2 separate regions of the Mus musculus genome follow, and region 2 is linked to region 1. Evidence: chromatin loops called from intact Hi-C (ENCODE). Cell type or tissue: left cerebral cortex. All regions are shown on one strand. Links, peaks and the distances in the headings refer to the core of each region. The heading gives the core; the rest is flanking DNA. Region 1 overlaps Glra2 (glycine receptor, alpha 2 subunit). Region 2 holds the start of Glra2 (glycine receptor, alpha 2 subunit).

What was found. A loop is a pair of places that touch in the nucleus more often than their neighbours do. Peaks named below come from ENCODE experiments on the same cell type or tissue, not always from the same donor. Only the 100,000 strongest peaks of a DNase experiment are listed, where the experiment ranks them.
Region 2: a loop joins it to region 1, with 4 times the contacts of the local background. A loop is called at or near these places in 4 of 42 quality-filtered maps.

Annotation. Positions count from the first base shown.
Region 1 is chrX:165,189,680-165,198,251 of GRCm38, reverse strand. The region is part of intron 7 of Glra2 (glycine receptor, alpha 2 subunit); the gene reads left to right. Among named protein-coding and RNA genes, the nearest start is that of Glra2, 130 kb to the left of the region's middle. In left cerebral cortex, for the core only: CTCF peaks have their summits at 4,506 and 6,763 (motif pointing left); DNase peaks (open chromatin) are centred at 4,499 and 6,786.
Region 2 is chrX:165,323,275-165,331,846 of GRCm38, reverse strand. Glra2 (glycine receptor, alpha 2 subunit) reads left to right here and starts at 4,454. Exons shown (of 9, transcript NM_183427.5): 1 at 4,454-5,045; 2 at 7,213-7,346. The coding sequence starts at 4,978. In left cerebral cortex, for the core only: a CTCF peak has its summit at 3,743 (motif pointing left); DNase peaks (open chromatin) are centred at 3,755, 4,231 and 4,351; H3K4me3 peaks cover 1,766 bases.

The sequences.
Region 1 (8,572 bases), core at 184-8,183:
TACAACTTGCTATTTCATGTGTACTCAAGCCCTTACAGAAAATCTATTAGGTGGGATCCATTTATTATCCTTTTTTTTTCATTTGATAAGTCTGAGGCACAAAGCCATTATATGCGGAGTAATTCAGATAGAAAGAACCAAGGCAGTATTAGGACACCCAAAGGCTAACACTTAGAATCCATTTTATCACTGTGCCTCCTTATCATTTGAAGATTCATTATGGTATTACATGAGTATTTTTCTTTAATCTTAGTGGGTAATTCTCGATTTTCGGCAAGTTCTACCCTGCCATGTAGAGAGATATTCAATGAATATATATTATCAGATGTCACTGAAAGCATTACGAAGGCAAAGAAAGGGGTCTGGAGACTATTTCTAGGACTGTCAGGTCTCATCTTACTATTGGAGGAACTCCACCCTACTATTGACTAGGTTTTCTCTCTCCTAACCTTTTGTTTCCTTTGAGTCACAAACTCTTACAAAAGAGAATCTCAGAAAGAGGGAAGTGGGGTTGAGACCGGAGAAAGGTTGTAGCCAAGTTTGCAAACTCCATCAGTGGCTAAGCCAAGGCCCATATGTCTGCCCTCTTGTCACTGCTGCCTTCATCATAGTTCTGCTGTCTCCTCTAAGTTTCTATCCTACTCAGAGACTCAAATTGATGTACACTCTCTGAAGCACATGTATGCAACTGCTATATTAGAAACTGATGTGTTCAGTGAGCCCAACAAAAATCTTTTCACACTTCCAATTTCTTTTTCAACTACGTGATATGCTTTTGTACTGAAAATAATAATAATAATAATGTCACCTGATGGCATGGTCTCTTTAAAAGAGCTTACACATTTATTCATGTCATTTTACTCAGGAGGCTCTAGGATTTGTTTTTAATTACTGACAGACTCCCCCAGGCAAATATGCATCTAATAATTAGTGAGTGATTTGTGCTTCTGGTTGTTGTTGGTGGTGGTGGTGGTGGTTTGGTTTGGTTTGGTTTGGTTTGGTTTGGTCATTTGTTTGTTTGTTTGTTTCTTATGGTAAGCATGGACATATGGCTCTGAGGTGAATCAAAATGCTGTTTAGCTGCAGGAATTGGGCCCAGCTGAAACATGATCTTTGGTAACTTCTGCTACCAAAAATAAGATCAGCAGCACAGCCAGAGGCTTTTGTCCCACACTAATTCCCAACCTCTGATTGACCTGTAGCTCTTTTTCTGATTTTTTTCTCTCCACATGGAACCTGGAGTATGGTGAGGCTCTGGAATCTTTCCATTTCAGTTTCACTTAGGAAGACATTGAAACAGCAAGTAGCTGATTAGCTTCAAGAGCTTTAGTTTAGAAGACACTAAGCTTGAGTGCCCAGAGTCCAAGGCCAAGAAAGCAAAGTTTCTGTCAAGTAGGCTCCCGTGGAGATATCCTTGCTGACCTCAAGCCTCCACCACGAGTTCACATTTAAGTATAGCGCAGATGGTAAACTAGGCCATGGGAGTGACACTGGATAGGAAAACTTCTTGCCTGCCATGACTCTGCCATCCAGTTTAAATAATGTTTTGTATGTGAAATACTCTTCAACACTAAACTGTAGGAGACTCTGTCTTTACCTCTGGGCTGCCAGATCCCAGTGGTAAAAGGTTTCAAGTGTATTGCTGGGAATCTTATTACAAAGAGCATCTATTGTCTCCTAGGTTTAGCACAAGATTCAAGGCAGTCTTCAGGAAGTGGTATGATTGTGTTTCTTTGTTTGTTTCTTTGTTTGCACTGTAGGTTAAACTGAGCTTCTAATATAGACCTGAATTATAGCCCACAATCACCTATTCTCTTCATAACTTACCAATCAGTCATCTCAAAAATTGGCTTGCATTGTGTCTTATTTTTCTATTGATGTGACAAAATACCATGACTAAGGCAACTTATAAAAATAGAAAGCATTTAATGGCGCATATGGTTTCAGAGGGTTAGAGTCCATGATAGTAGAACAAAGGCTTGGCCACAGTAAAAGTGAGTGTTCACACCTTGAGCTGCAAGTAGGAAGCAGAGATAGGCCCACTAGAAATGCCCAAGTCTTTTGAAACCTCAAACCTTGCCCCCAGTAGCATGCCTCCTAAATCCTTCCCAAACAAGTTCATCAACTGAGGACCAAAAACTTGAACTATGAGCCGATGGGGCTTATACAGATCACTCAACACTGTGAGCATACTATCACTGTAGGACACTGGAGAACTTGGGTACGTTCACTTACTTAGCATGTGCCCATCTACTGACTCTGATAAGGTTCTAAGATTCAGAAATAATAAAAAATGAGAAGTGTCCCCAATGCTGCCCTCCTGATCTGGCTGCCTCATCTTATTCTAGGAGCAGAGAATTAACTTATAAATCCTGAATGACTAAGTACATTTCAGGGAATGGAGACTTCTCAGCTCTTCTGGGCTTTTCTTCTCCTCAGTTCCCCAGTTGAGGAACTATAAGATGGCAAACATTTGTCATCACCACAAATCTAAAGGGCCAGTCTAAAATAGTTCATTTTGTAAAATCTGAAGATCAGGACTGAATTATTTTTAAGACAAAATCCCTTGAACTTCTGAACCTCCTGTGTCTACCACATAATTTGGGTGAGTGTGAGAATGTGCTACCACCCCTGGCTTGGCTGATGAAAGCCGGATTCCTGATGATACCTGGGGCCTTGTCTAGAGTAGGCAGGATCCTACCAACGGAGCTTTATCACCAGGCCAAAGAGGGGATTTCTTTATTTGTTTGTGTTTTTTTTTTTCAGAATTAATTTTATCTTCTGTTCTCCCTTCTTCATAAGTGTAAAATCAGAACCTAGGTTAAGATAGAGATTTAGAATGAATGAATGAACTAACAAACAAATAAATGGACAAATTTACAGACAAAGAACATGTGGCACGAACTGTGGAGAGATCAAGTGATTGTGGACAGATCAAGTGAACAGTGTGCTTATCTTTGAATATTTATCATCCTCTCTGGCTGTAGGTTTACAGTTCCCCTGCTTCTTACATGTTTATGCCATCGCATGCATCCTCTTGGCTTTTTTTTTCCACTGCAGATGGTGTCATTGAGTGAAACCAGAGTCCATGAGTAATTCAAGACTCACCTTCAGACAAACAGAGGTTCCCCAGAGGTCAATGAACTAGAAAAACATAATTTGAGGTCAATCCAGGTTAATTGTGAATTGCAGTTCAAACACTGGCTGCCTGATTTTGGTAAAGTTAAAGAGTAAACACACTTATCATTATAGTAAGAGATAACTAAATCAGACCTGAGTGATGAAAGTTCTTTACTGACGATAATAATTTTCTGTAAAAGTATATCAGGTTTTATGACATCCAGCATGTCACTACAATGAGATTCACATCTATGTGAACCGAGATTGTGTGATTTTTAGTAGGACAAAGGAAAAAATACTAATAACGTCTTAATGGATACATAGAACATGAAATGAAAGAGATTTAATTTTACATTTATTCCCCTTGAGGACATTGCCTTGAATCATGCTAATTTTAAATTATGCAATGACATCAGATGGTCATCTCTTGCAAACCAATGCAAATGAGCATCTACAAACTGCTAAATGGGTGTCAAGTTTTACAGAAAGTGACATACTCAATTCTTTATAGACCCCATTGGACTGAAACCTGTGTCTCAATATGAAGAAACTGAGATTCCAAAAGGTTAAATCATTTTCCCAAGTCCTCTGACCATTCAGCTAGAATGAAAATACAAATTGACAAAGCCTCAGTATGCTTTTCTCCCACCACACACACACACACACACACACACACACTCACTGAATTAGTATCTATTTAAAGGAGCATCATCTTGTCATTCCCTGATATCAACTTTCTAATATTTACACAAAATAGCTAGCTCTTTTTTTCAATTTTCCCTTTGTATTTTAATAGTGGCCATTTAGCTACTGACCTCCCACTAACTTCTCATTCCTGACCAGCTGGAGAAGAAGCATCCATCTCCTTTTTGTCTGAAGGTGCAGTCCCAGAAAGGAAACAATGGTAGTAATCCTATTAGCTGAGAATGGAATGTAGTGTGGCACACTCAAGCACTAGGAAAATGTTTTCTTGAGTCCTGCTTCTTCCCCTTTTTCAAGAAGCAAATACTTCCCTGGCTTTTGCTTCTCCAGATGCCTTATTTGCAGAAAGCTTTAGGGAGAATTTCTTCAGAGTGCAATTTTGGTACAGGGAACGTTGCCTTGTATTGCTTGCATATTTGGAGGGTGGATAGTTGTTTTCTTCTAGTACCCCTTCCCTCTTTAAAAGTTACATGGGTATATGTCTTTGCTACACCACTTTGAACAGTTTTCTGACTTCTATAATGAAGAGAGATGTGCTCATCTTATAAATAATATCAGCTAACTAATCCTGTGTAGCACCAAATGCAGAACAAACAAATTGATTCCCAAGGGTTCTCAGAACCATTTCAGAACTGGTTGATTCATTCAGATACCAGCCTTGAAGGTACTGCCACCCAATGGCTATTTATGCAAACAACACTTTCATGAGAGCTATATTGTAAGTTACTTTGCCTAGACTCCAACAAGACTATCAGCTATGAAAAGAAAATGCACGAGGGTTGGGATACTGGCATAGACCAGATAGTCAACTCTGCCACTATATGTCTTTGCCAAGGAAATCTAATTTCCCTGCATTAAACAGCAGGTGTGAGCTGTTTTAATTAGGCAATAAAAATCACAATTTGGCCCTGAAACTATCAAGGCAAAATTGTACAATACCAAGAATCTTTGGCATCACATTTAATTCAAATGTCTATTTTGGATGATATAATGAATGAGTATAGATAAGAGACAAAAGCAAAGAGCAAAGCCAGCGTTCTTCTTCTTTCCATACTTGTTGGTTTCTTGCATTATATGATTTTGCTGTGCATTTAATAAATTCATTTCCATTCTTGAGTGAGCTTCAGGTTCAGTGAGAGACTCCTCAAGGGAATAAGATAGAGAGTGCTAGAAAAATACCCCTTACTTCCTTCTCAGGCCTCCACATGTGTGCACACAGCCATGTGTACCCCTGACACAAGCATACACATATGTCTTTTATCTTCCCACACAAAAGAAAAGAAAAATAGCCGGGCACATTAAGATGGTCCTATGACTACCATTTTGTTTTTCTATTAAAATGAATACTTGGTTTATCATAGCCACTTATGAATTTTCTCCACTCTAGAAAACTCTCTCCCTGCATGTTTATAAACAATCCCTTTTATTGGCTTATAAAGGATTGTCACAGATCCCTGTGGTCAGCCCAGTGGCTAGGAATATGTTTTAATTGGCACACTGTCCTATGGGAATACTTGCCCAAGGAATAAAGAGTAGTCCTTGTGACATCATTACCCATAAATTGTCCTGGGCATCAATATGGGATAGAATATATCCCAACTCATAAAAAAAAAAATGACTTCTTGTCTTGGGAAATGCTTAGCATCTGAATATAGAAAACAAATTCTAAGAGTCAGGTCAATAAACTCATAACTTGGTTTCCTACTTTGAAATTGAGTTCAGTAGGTCATCAATGAAACAATGGCTCTAGAAAACGTTCAAGTTTTCAAAAACATGGAGAGAATTGAAAACTCATCAATGAGAAGTACCTCTAAAGAGTGTTGACATGATGCCAAAGCAGCAGTAATTACAACAAATAGGTGCTTAGCTAGCACCATGAAAACCTAGGCCACCTGATTGGCTCTACTTTTCTACTAGATAGGTTTGTAAACTATATGAGCTGTAAAGCTATAAAAACATAATAAATCTTTCCCTGAGTGAAAACAGATCCAGAGGAACATGAACACCATTAGCTAGCAGCTCTAAAATATATGACCGACTACTGGCCAGCACAAGAAGTATGTATGACCTGCTCTATTTCCATCCTGGGCTGTATCCTCCTTAGGCTACCTAGTCGTTCCCAACTCCAGGTAACTGGCACACAGTGGCTGTAGCACACTACAACCCAGAATTTCTGGACTCATGTGATCTTTCTGCCTCAGCATTCTGAGTAGCTGGCAGTGACATGGTTCTAAAATAATAACAATAAATATTTTTTAAATGTTCTAAAATTGTCTTTCATTTAGATATCTTCTGTAGTTGCCTCTTTGTATAAAATTGTGAAAGGGATTAAAATTTCTGTAATTTTTTGGAAATTTTGTCAATCAAAAGCAACATTTGGGGCACTTACTAACAACTGAAAGCCTTGTTTGTCCTCAGTGGCATAGATAGAAAGGTATTGAATTTTTAATCCTGAATATATTCTATACTTGAGTTTTGCAGATTCATGAACACTAAACTGGGTCAACTAACTATAAATACATTATAAAACCTAAATATGCGTGAGATCATGTTAGACAGAGAAAGCATCATCTTTAAGACAGAACATGAGCTACTCCTGAAGCAATTATCTAGAAACAAGTAGAAGTGTGAGATTTACACAGTGGACCAAAGTGTTAAGCAAGATTTCTGAATCTAATAACAACATTCACATCTGGCACTAAGTTCTTTGTTCTGGGCTCCTCACTTCAGCTTCAGAAATCCCTGAGTGTCCTTGAACCGTGCATCATTCCTGACTGGGACTCCCTGGACTAGATATAGGTACTAAGAGGTCAGGAAAATTTATTTTCTTTCCTAACCTTAGGACTATTGAACTCAAAATTTACTAGCATGTGGCTATGGAAATCCTGGCCATTATAGGATGTCTAGAAGCATCCCTGACCCATACTTGTAGTGCCTCCCAGTGGTTGTAACAAGTTAAAGTATCTGCAGATATTGCCAGGTTTCCCCTGAGGTGTAAAAATCACTCCTTCAATTGGGGAAGCACTGGTGTAAACAATGAGTCATAGTAGAAATGGAATTGGCTTCCTGTGGGGCGGGGCAGTAAGTAGACTTGCTTAAACAAAGAGCAAAGTTTCTGTTAGGAAAGAGTAGGATAAAGTTAAATAACTAGGGCAGACACATACTGATGGTATCTTGAATACCAGAGCCTGCAAGAGGCAGCCATAGTAATGCTGAGGTCTATGTGTTTCTAATTGAAATTGGTATTTTAAAATTCATTCCACAGAAGCAAAAGGTCAGAGTGCCACTAGGAGGTTGTGAATGCAAAGGGACCTATTGTTATGTTAGCCAGGTCTCCCTGTCAATGGTTGAGACCATAAAGGCACCTTTGGAAAGAAAGTAAAGAGTAAATGCAGGGGGAACTTTGCAGATAGAAATGTGATAATGCAGAATTGCTCCTGTCTAAAGGAAATACAAGGACAAACAGTGGAGCAGAGACTGAGAGAAAGGCCATCCAAAGACTACCCTACCTGGGGATCCATCCCACATGCAGACACCAAACCCAAACACTATTGCTAATACCAACAGGTGCTTGCTGACAAAAGACTGATACAGCTGTCTCCTGGGAGGCTCTGCCAGATCCTAACCAATATAGATGCAGATGATCACAGCTACCCATCAGACTGAGCACAGGGACTCCAATGGAGGAGTTATGGGAAGGAATGAAGGAGCTGAAGGGGCCTTATCTGGGCGAGGCCCTTGGTCCTGTAAAGGCTTGATGCTCCAGGATAGAGGCATGCTAGGATGGTGAGGCAGGAGTGGGTGGATGGGTGAGCACCTTCATAGAAGCAGGATAAGGGGGGATGGGATAGGGATTTGCAGAGTGGAAACTGGGAAAGGGAATAATAACATTTGAAATATAAACAGAAAAATCCAATTTAAAAAAAGAAAAAAAAAAGAAAGAAATGTGATGTCTAAACTGAACACTAGAGGTGAAGGCAAAACAAGAACCAATGGGAAAAGCAGAGTTGCTAGTGAGAGGACTCCAGTAAAATGAATGAAAGAGGAGACAATTAATGAAATAGACTCTGCAAATGATAACTGTAGATGTTTTTTTAGAGAGTTAGCACAAAAGCAAAGAAGATATGCCTGGAGATGGCTTTGGAATTACAAAAGGCTGAAATCAGTGGATAAATGAGTCTCATTTACATTACACTCTATTCCGGAGGAAGTGGGCCAGAGTTTTTGAGATGGCTGGCTTCTTCCATCTTAGGGTACTGCTTTCTTGAAGCCAGTGTAGATATCCAGTGAAGGGTTAAGTCCTCATGAATATTTTAGAGGCCCTCAACTAGCATGCAGAGTTTATTTCACATTCCATTGTATATTCTACTAAACTAGAAAAATCTAGTTTTACTGGTGCAGCAAATGAGATTCACAAGAAGTTGGCCAGTCTTTGCTTTAGGGTATACACCAACAAAAACAACCACTCCACTTCTGACACCCCCAAACACACAAAAATAAGAAATCTATAAAAGATGGTAGATTTGTGGAGAATATGAATGTAGAGTCTAAATTAAAGCAGAAAAAGTTATAGAAGACTCAAGACATGACTCCACAGGAGTCATAGATCTGATCAAAGAGAACTAGGCCTGTGTGGAAGTTGAAATATCAAGAGGAAAAGATATTTCCATTAGGAAGGAAAATGTTGCCTTTGATAAGATTTATGATTTTGGACACAAGGAACTGTGTGGAAATTGTGATAAGACTTGTA
Region 2 (8,572 bases), core at 311-8,310, 130 kb before region 1:
AAAGATATCTTTGGTTTGTTGTTTCAGAACTTTCAGCCAATGATTGCTTGACCTTGTCGTAGTGAGGTTGTGTTGGGGTAAAACACTATGGTGATAGAGTATATGATACAATAAATGCTCTTTTTATGTGACACATCATGGTAGCCACAAGGAAAACAAAGAATAAGGTACAAGATATAGCCTACAAGGACACACTTCGAGTGACTTAGTTCCTCCAAGTAAAACCAACTTCTTAAAGTTTCTACCACCTTTTACTAGACATTAAATTATGAGCTCATTACTAGGTTAATCCATTGAGAAGTTCAAACTATTTTGATCCAATCATGGTCACCAAACTCTGTCTCTGAACATTGATTGCATTGAGACCCAAACTCCCAATATTTTATGATTTGAGAGTCATTCTGCATCCAATGCATAACACTAGGTAATCATACCAGACTATTCATGAAATGATAACTATGGTTCATGAATCAGAGATTGGGAATATTAAACTTCCTTATAGTAGAAAGAGCTGATAGAATTGTGTAAGTTTGTGGGACCATGAAAGGCAGCCTGTTTTCTGGTCAAGCTAGGTTTAAACCCCGGAGACCAGGAAGATTAATTTGCAAGGGCTGTTTGCCATGCTCCCAGACACTAGACTCCTGACAGGAGGCCCCAGCTCCATAATTCTGTGGCCATCAGTCATGTAGACAAGGAGCCAAGCTCCTGGTATTCTGTCTGGACTCCACCCCCACAGTTATCTGTCATCAGCCAGGTGCCCTCCTCCCTCAGTTACCTGGCAACAGCCAAGTAGGCCCAGCCCACTATAAAAGGAGCTGCTTGCCCCCTCCTTGCTCTCTTGCTCTTACTCTCTTGCTCTTTCTCCTGCTTCCTGCTTGTCTCTCTCCATCTCTCTCCATTCTCCCCCCACCCTGCCTCTCCACGTGGCCATATCTGGCCCCTCTTTCCTTACTCTCTCCTTCTCTCTGCCTTTCTACAATAAATGCCTTAAAACCATGGACTGCCTCATTTCATCAGGATCCACAGCACTGGAGCAGTGAAGCAAGTCTTCCTCTAAAGATCTGCCCATCTAACCTCCAGCCAGGAGGCCCCTTCATTCCTAGCTCCTTCCACCACCACCATGCCACCCGGCCCAGCAAGACAAAGACTCTCCTCCCTGCAAGAACCTGCCAGAGTTCCCTCCTCCTGTGCTTTCCCCCCCAGCCCCTCCTTTGGGCCCACACTCTGTTCTCAGCTTCCTTGACATCTAGGAGCATCTGTGGTGTCCAAGAACTAGGCCCTGCCAAAATCGGCCTCCGTGTAGGCCTTGAGACCCCGAGCCTTACCTGGCAGCAGCATGGGGTCTACACAGTTGGACTTCCCACGTCCTGCCTCACCCAGCAGCCAAGCCCTGGGCTGGACGCTGGACCCCATTTTTATCCCACATAAGTTAAGGTCTTCATGAGGAAAGACTTTTTGAATGTAGTTGAGCATTCTATGAGATTAAACACTACAGCAAGCCCAAGAAGCTCAAACTGATTAAAACGGACAGGCTGTAAAAGGGTCAAGATGAGGAAAAGTGTAAGTATAATCAGATTATGTGGGACTTTTTGAACATATTAAATAATTTTCTTTTTGTACCCAAAGATCAGTGGTGAACCATAGCATTAATTAGAGGTTATGCATAATCAGATTCTAATTTTAATCCTTCATTCTGCTTGGAGCATATTTAAAGAGGTTGTTGGTTCTAGTGGACTAGTAAGGTGCATAACACAACAGCATCAAAATCTCACAACTGGGATTGGAGAAGTTAAGATGAAAAAAAAAAAGGTAGACGACAAATAGAAGACAAATCAATGGAGCTTTGTGAAAACCTCATTGTGGAGGTGCATGAAAAAGACATCTCAGAGAGCGTGCTTTGTCCATTGGTTGGTGACAGTGGAGTAGATACTACAGAAGAAGGTCAGAGGGGATTTTCAAACATGTTTAATCATGGGAGGAATTTAAAGATATATAGAGATATGAAGCAGAAATGATCAAAGAAGCAGATGGATGACTAAGTCATATATATGTTTGTGTGTCTACGTGTGAGTGTGTGTATCTGTAGTTTACAGGAAAAGACTAGGGAAATTATAGTATCATAATATTGTCTAATAGAGATTTCTAATAAGTTCTTCTTACCTAATGACCATGGATTTGGCCCACGGTCATACAATGAACAGCAAGGTTCTGAGTGACCTTTCACCAGCATTTTATATCACTCAGACAATAAGAGTTTCTGAATCTTTCCTGAGATAAAATATATCAAAGTCATACATTCTGCTTACATTCAAAATAAATTCCATGCATTTGTTTTAATAATACTTAAACTTAGGAAAAAAGTGCCTCATTTTAAACACAAACACACAAACAAAAACTCTATGGTGTAGTGTGAGACATCCCTTTATTCCAGTTTTGAATCTGTTCACTTTAAAGATCATCTACACCACACAGAAACTCTAGACCTGATTGTATCTCTGCAGGCCTGATACTCCAGCCAAAATAAGATCAGTTCCCGGAAATATACCTCTTCAGTTAATTCAGTATGGAAAAGGCCGTGTGTACTCATGTGTACATGCGAGTGTGAAGACTTAAGAATATCCCCAAAATAAAGAAGAGATAATAGTAGAAAAAAATGACTGTCCCAAATATAATACTGTAATTATGCTCAAAGTAAAACAAATTTTCACCCCTTCTTTCAAAACAGAGCCAAGTTAATATACTAGAAGGAGTTAAATGGAGTGAGTTGTAAAAGAAACACCCAGATGCTAGCACAGAATTGTGACACTATTATTTGAGATCTGGAAGACGATTTAGAGAGCATCTAGTTTACCCTATTTATTTTACTTCTCAGTTCCTCTCAATTTAGATTCTATACCTTTTAAGTCACAGAAAGAATTCTCATTCAGTTTGCTAATGAATTCTTTATCTACTTTTATCTTACTTGACAAGTCCATGTTTTGTAATACCACTGGTCTTGTTTCACAGTTTTTCTCCTGTGACACAGTGGACTCCAAGATTGTCTCCTATTCTGTCTTTTTGTCATGCATAGCCTCTTTACCTAGCCTGCAGACATTTGGTTTCCTAAAGACTGTATTCTAGTTCTTCATTTCTCCTCGGGTCTACAGTATCATAATTTGGGACCTTCCTGTGTTAAAAAAAAAAAAAATGAAAAGAACTTAGATATTTTTTCCTCTCAGAATCTACTTTTGAAAAAGTATAAAATTTTTGTGACTTTTCTTTGATATTCAAGCCAACCCAAGGATAAGCTTGTCATTTATGGGATAAATTTAACAATAGTAAAGCATTCTCAAATCAAGTCCTGTGGTAGAGTGCCAAGGTGGCTAAGGAGTGATATTTCATGGACAAATGCAAGTTCCTCACCCACTTCATCGTAAGTGCACATTTTCAAGGGAAACTAGTTACTACTGTTAAAATATTTCCCCTTTCTCTTTTTATTAATAGTATTGGTAAATTCATTTGGAGAGAGCAGGTTATGTGATATGCTTTGAACTGAACTCAGGAACTTTCAATCAGTTTTCAGCCAGTGTGGGAAGAGGAAAAATCCACTTAATTATTTGACCCTTATTGGTGATTAACACTCTGTACTGCAATGGTGAGACTAAGCCCCCAGTCTTCACTTTTTCTTGCTCCATTTCTATCATGGAACCCTGTTCAAACCTTAATTCGGGCAGGAAAAGATTGCTACTGCCCCCTGCTGGCTCACTGTCCTTTTCTTTCCCTTTTGGTATTTACTTGCGACTTGAGGATGCCCCAAGATTTTATGCACTGAACAGTAGAACGAACTTTCCCAAGTAGGAAGATAGATCAGTTAGGAACAAGAGGCTAAAATCAAAACAAAACACTCAAGAGCTGAGAAAGGCAGAAGATATTCTAAATTGCTGATCTCCGCGCACCTTTTTTTTTTTTTTTTTTTTTTTTTTTTTTGTACGTGAAAGCTTCTCTATGCCGAGGAAATACACTCTCCACTTCAGCCTTCAGCACAGGACTTCGCTTTTCCTCTAGCTTCCGCTGACTAGATGTTGACTTCCTATATCCCTATTATAATTTCAGTTCCCTGGATCTTGTTCTCTGTTGTCCTAGTTTACTTTTCTGATACTTTTAATCCTCTTTCAGTCTCTTCTGCTTCAAACTCCTTTCCCGCCTACCCACAGGCATTTCTGGGAGCTCGACCCTAGCCTCACCTTTTCCCTCTACACAGACTCTAGCCATAGTTGTTATCGCACTCCTTTCAGTAGCCCCTTACCAAAGAATCAGTCACTCTGCATTTCAACAGCAGGCTCATCTCCTCTCAAAAGCCTCTCTCCGACCCCCGCCCCAAGCTACTGAAAAAGGAAACATGCGCACTTCAGAGCTAGGAGCTGTCCGAGTGCTGAAATTTATAGGCTGGGTAAGATCACGTCTCCGTCTCTTTCTGTAGCTCTCATTCCAGCACAGGATCGCAGCATTTTTTCCCTCTTTCCCCCAAACACTTCAATATACAGAGTCTTTTCTTCTCCCTCATTTGCAACTTCTTTTTAAAAGAGAACATTTCCTAAGGAGAGGGGCTTTGCTGAATAGAAAAGATATAAAACAAAAGCTACAGCAGCCTGACTTCCAGCGTGGCATTGTCACCAGCCCCCTTTGCATGGTGATGCGATTAAGGTAACAGCATTTTTATTATTCAGGAAAAGCAGCTAGGGGATTCATCAGTTCTGAGGCTTTGTCTCTCCTGGGCTAACTGATGGTTCTGAGTCTTGGTTTGACCTGACCATGATGCCCAAGACTGGCACTTTTTGTTTTTTCTCAGCAAACTGTACAACCCCAAATCTCTTTTTGATTTTCAAGGAAACTAGATTCCTGCCAGATTTTGAGTCTGGACAATAAATAGGCACTTTGTCCTAGTCTCCTTTCTGGAATCATTTCGGGATATTTTCCACAACCATCACAGAAACAGGAATGTACCGGCAGCTAGTGAACATTTTGACAGCCTTGTTTGCATTTTTCTTAGGGACAAACCACTTCAGGTAGGTGAAATGATTTTGCATGCTTATATTTTCCACATGAAAACTGTTTGAAAGAGAAAGTATGTAATGATCTGTCTATTTGTTCCCTAAATCCTACTATTCCAATGTCGGAGAGGAGAGTTTGCTTTCTTTTGTTCATTAAAAAAAAAAAAAAAAAAGCTTAATTATGGTGGGAGGGAGGCAAATGTTCACCAAAGCAAGTTTTATGTTATATAGCTGCACTTTATGCATTTTGGCACACATTTTCGCCGTCAATGTGATATTAAGATTAGACTAGTGAGTTGTGTGCTCTTTACATTACTGTGTAAGGTTGATATCTTTAGCTTTCAAATTCTTCTGGAAGTCATTTAAAGGGATTATTGGGTGCAATGTTCCTTTTTTCATATGGTGGAAGTGATTGGATTAATTCCCCAGGAGCACGCTCATTTGATGTAAAATAAATAAGAACGCTGATTCTCAGCCAACTTGGGACTTCTCTTATATCTCACTAACTAAAATTGTACTATGAAGTCTATGATTTAGACATTTTTTTCAAGTAGTAAATATCTTTATGCAACTCTATCCTCTTGTTCGGTCTATTTGAGAATTGATTGCATATCAAAATTTAATTAAAAATGACATCTTTGTACTTATGTCTGTATGAGAAATGGGGTGTGGATAATTAAAACAAGTGAGATGTCATATTTGCATGCTTGTATTCTCTATATAATTTACTAATTGTGAAATCAATTGATACTTCAATCAGTTTTATTGGCAGTGAGTGAAATATCCAGTTAATGACATAGAGTCTAAGACAGGCTAGACATAAAAAAAAATGCTATTAAAACAAAATATAGGTCATTTAATGTTTTAAAAGATTTTATTTTATTTTTTCACAGAACCAGGAGAAATTGAACACATAGAAATAATGCTATGGGTACTGGGAAAAACCCCTATGTTCTTTTCAGGTTTACACCTCTTACTATCATTAAGAAAGATTGTAGGCTGGGTTTTTGTTAGAATCATCACCACCACCATCATCATTATCATCATCAACATCATCATCATCATCATCAGCCTCATTCCAACCACCATCATAGTAAAATAATATTCAATTAATCAGATGAATCTGCATATGGAAATGTGAGTATTTCTGGATGACTAAATCAATTTTTAACTCCCACCAAATGTTCATAACATCTTTGCACTTATAATTAATACCTCTGATTTGAAAAATTGATATGAGTGTTGTATTATCTTAATGGCAGAAGTAACAAATTATTTAAAACACATGCATATATATATATATATATATATATACAGCATATACATATATGTACACACAAACACTTTAGTGACATTCAGTCAACTAGAAATGTATTATGAAAGAATTTATCTTATAAAACAAATATGTGATTTTATATACACTTTATGATTTCTAAAATGGATATAAAAATCTGAGAAATTTTTGATTACCTTTTCCTGTTTTTGATAATGTAAAAGGTCCAATGCCTTAGAAATGATATTCCATTAATGAGCTATTGGAGAATCAGCAATTTACATATTCATATATGAATAAGAACTGAGAAAATAATTCAAGTAACATACTCATTATGGTTCTATTTTAAAATGGTGGTAAAATACCAAGTAAAGGCTCTTTTTTCAGATAACACACTGGAAAAGACTAATGCTGATAGCTGCAATAGAATGGTAGCAAGTGAGAAAATAAGCATGTAATAATTAACTGTATTATTCAGTCCATCTTGTTATTATATATTTCTCATAAATGGTAAAAGATAAGCTTAAAGCTGAAATGTAATGATTTTTATAGCCATGAAGAATTGATATTATGTTATCATGTGAATTTAAATAACTGTGTTCAGTTCTCTGATAATTCTAAAAACAAAAATCCTTTGTACATCCACAAATCTGGAACCTGAATCAATATACATTATCCCACCTTCAACAAAATATAAAGTTCAGCAACTTGGTTGACATTGCTCAGGATTGATTCTTCTCATTCAGTTAAAGTTAACTTTAAAAATTGTTCAAGTTGAGAAGTTGATCAAGACCTCAAATTTTTCTTCTTGTATTAAATATCTTTTGCAAATTGTGGTTCAAATGCTCTGTATTAGTTCTAAGAAAATGAAAGGGTAATTCTTACTAAAAGAGGTAATAATGTGTTTAGGGAAGCTTTCTGCAAAGACCATGACTCCAGGTCTGGAAAACATCCCTCGCAGACCCTATCTCCTTCAGATTTCTTGGATAAATTAATGGGAAGAACATCAGGATATGATGCAAGAATCAGGCCAAATTTTAAAGGTAGGTTCCAGTGAAAACTTACGTTGCAGCTTTGTGAAATGTCTCAGGTGTAGGAATACTTTGCACTGAAGTACGTTTTCATTACACAATTTCAGCCTCCCTGTGAAAAAGAATCAGCAAGTATGTCATTTGTTTTATTTTGGCCTTCTTTTAAATATTTCTAGATTTAAACATTTTACATATTACTTAGCACTTGACATGTTCACAAACTTTCCTTGGTTTTATTCTATTATACAAGTAATCCTAGTGGCAGAGATTATTGTCACAATCCTTATTTTGTCTTAAGTTGGACTGTGACTGAAAGTGAATAGAAGAACCAATGATAGAGTTTGCTTGCATGAACGTCTATGAAGACATTCACCAACTTCAATGGGTACACCAAAATACTCAGTTGTTTTCAACAATATGTCAGTGTAAATTCTGAATTTTAACATAATACATCCTATTTTGTATTCTTTCAGGCCTCTAATTTTTGAACTCTGCTAGAAAAGGCTTTAATTTAATATATCAGATACTTTCAATTCCAAGTGATTTAAATATTTCAATTGTTGATTTGAAATTATTTATCTGAAATTAATGAAAAGAAATGGTATAGGATTCTAAAATACACCTGTCAGAGTTGGTGGATACTTTTTGGGTTAATTGGAAGAAAACAAAAGATTAATTTTGTTTTTCCTTGTTTAACATTACAAAATACAGTTATTAGTATGTAGAAGTAATTGATTTGTCCATTTAATTCTTTTTTTTTAAATCAGAAAAAAACTGTAGTAAAGAAACAAACAATTGTCACTAGAATTGAATTGTTCTGATGCTTTTGTTTTTAATACATATTTTAAATGGCAAGTGTCCTTTCTAAACTGTTGAGTGTAACATAATACACTGTGAAATGTTTATGATATTTTATAAAGGGGGATAATTTAAATCTAACTATTATGTAGCAATACATGCATCACTTTGGTTTTGCTCATCAGTAATTTAATCATGTTACTTTCCTGGAGTTTTGATTCCTACTATTGGCAAATATTAGCATGAAAACTAAACTCTAAATTGTTTTCTTATTTAAATGTAATGCCTCTGAATATACCCAGTTTGAGCACATTCCATAAGGTTATATATCATAACTCTGACAAAACAAGTATCCTTTTAATTGACAATGATTATTAAAAAGACAGATAAGTTTCATTTTCCTGAAGAAAATTTGTAAGTTCATTCAATTTTCTACAATT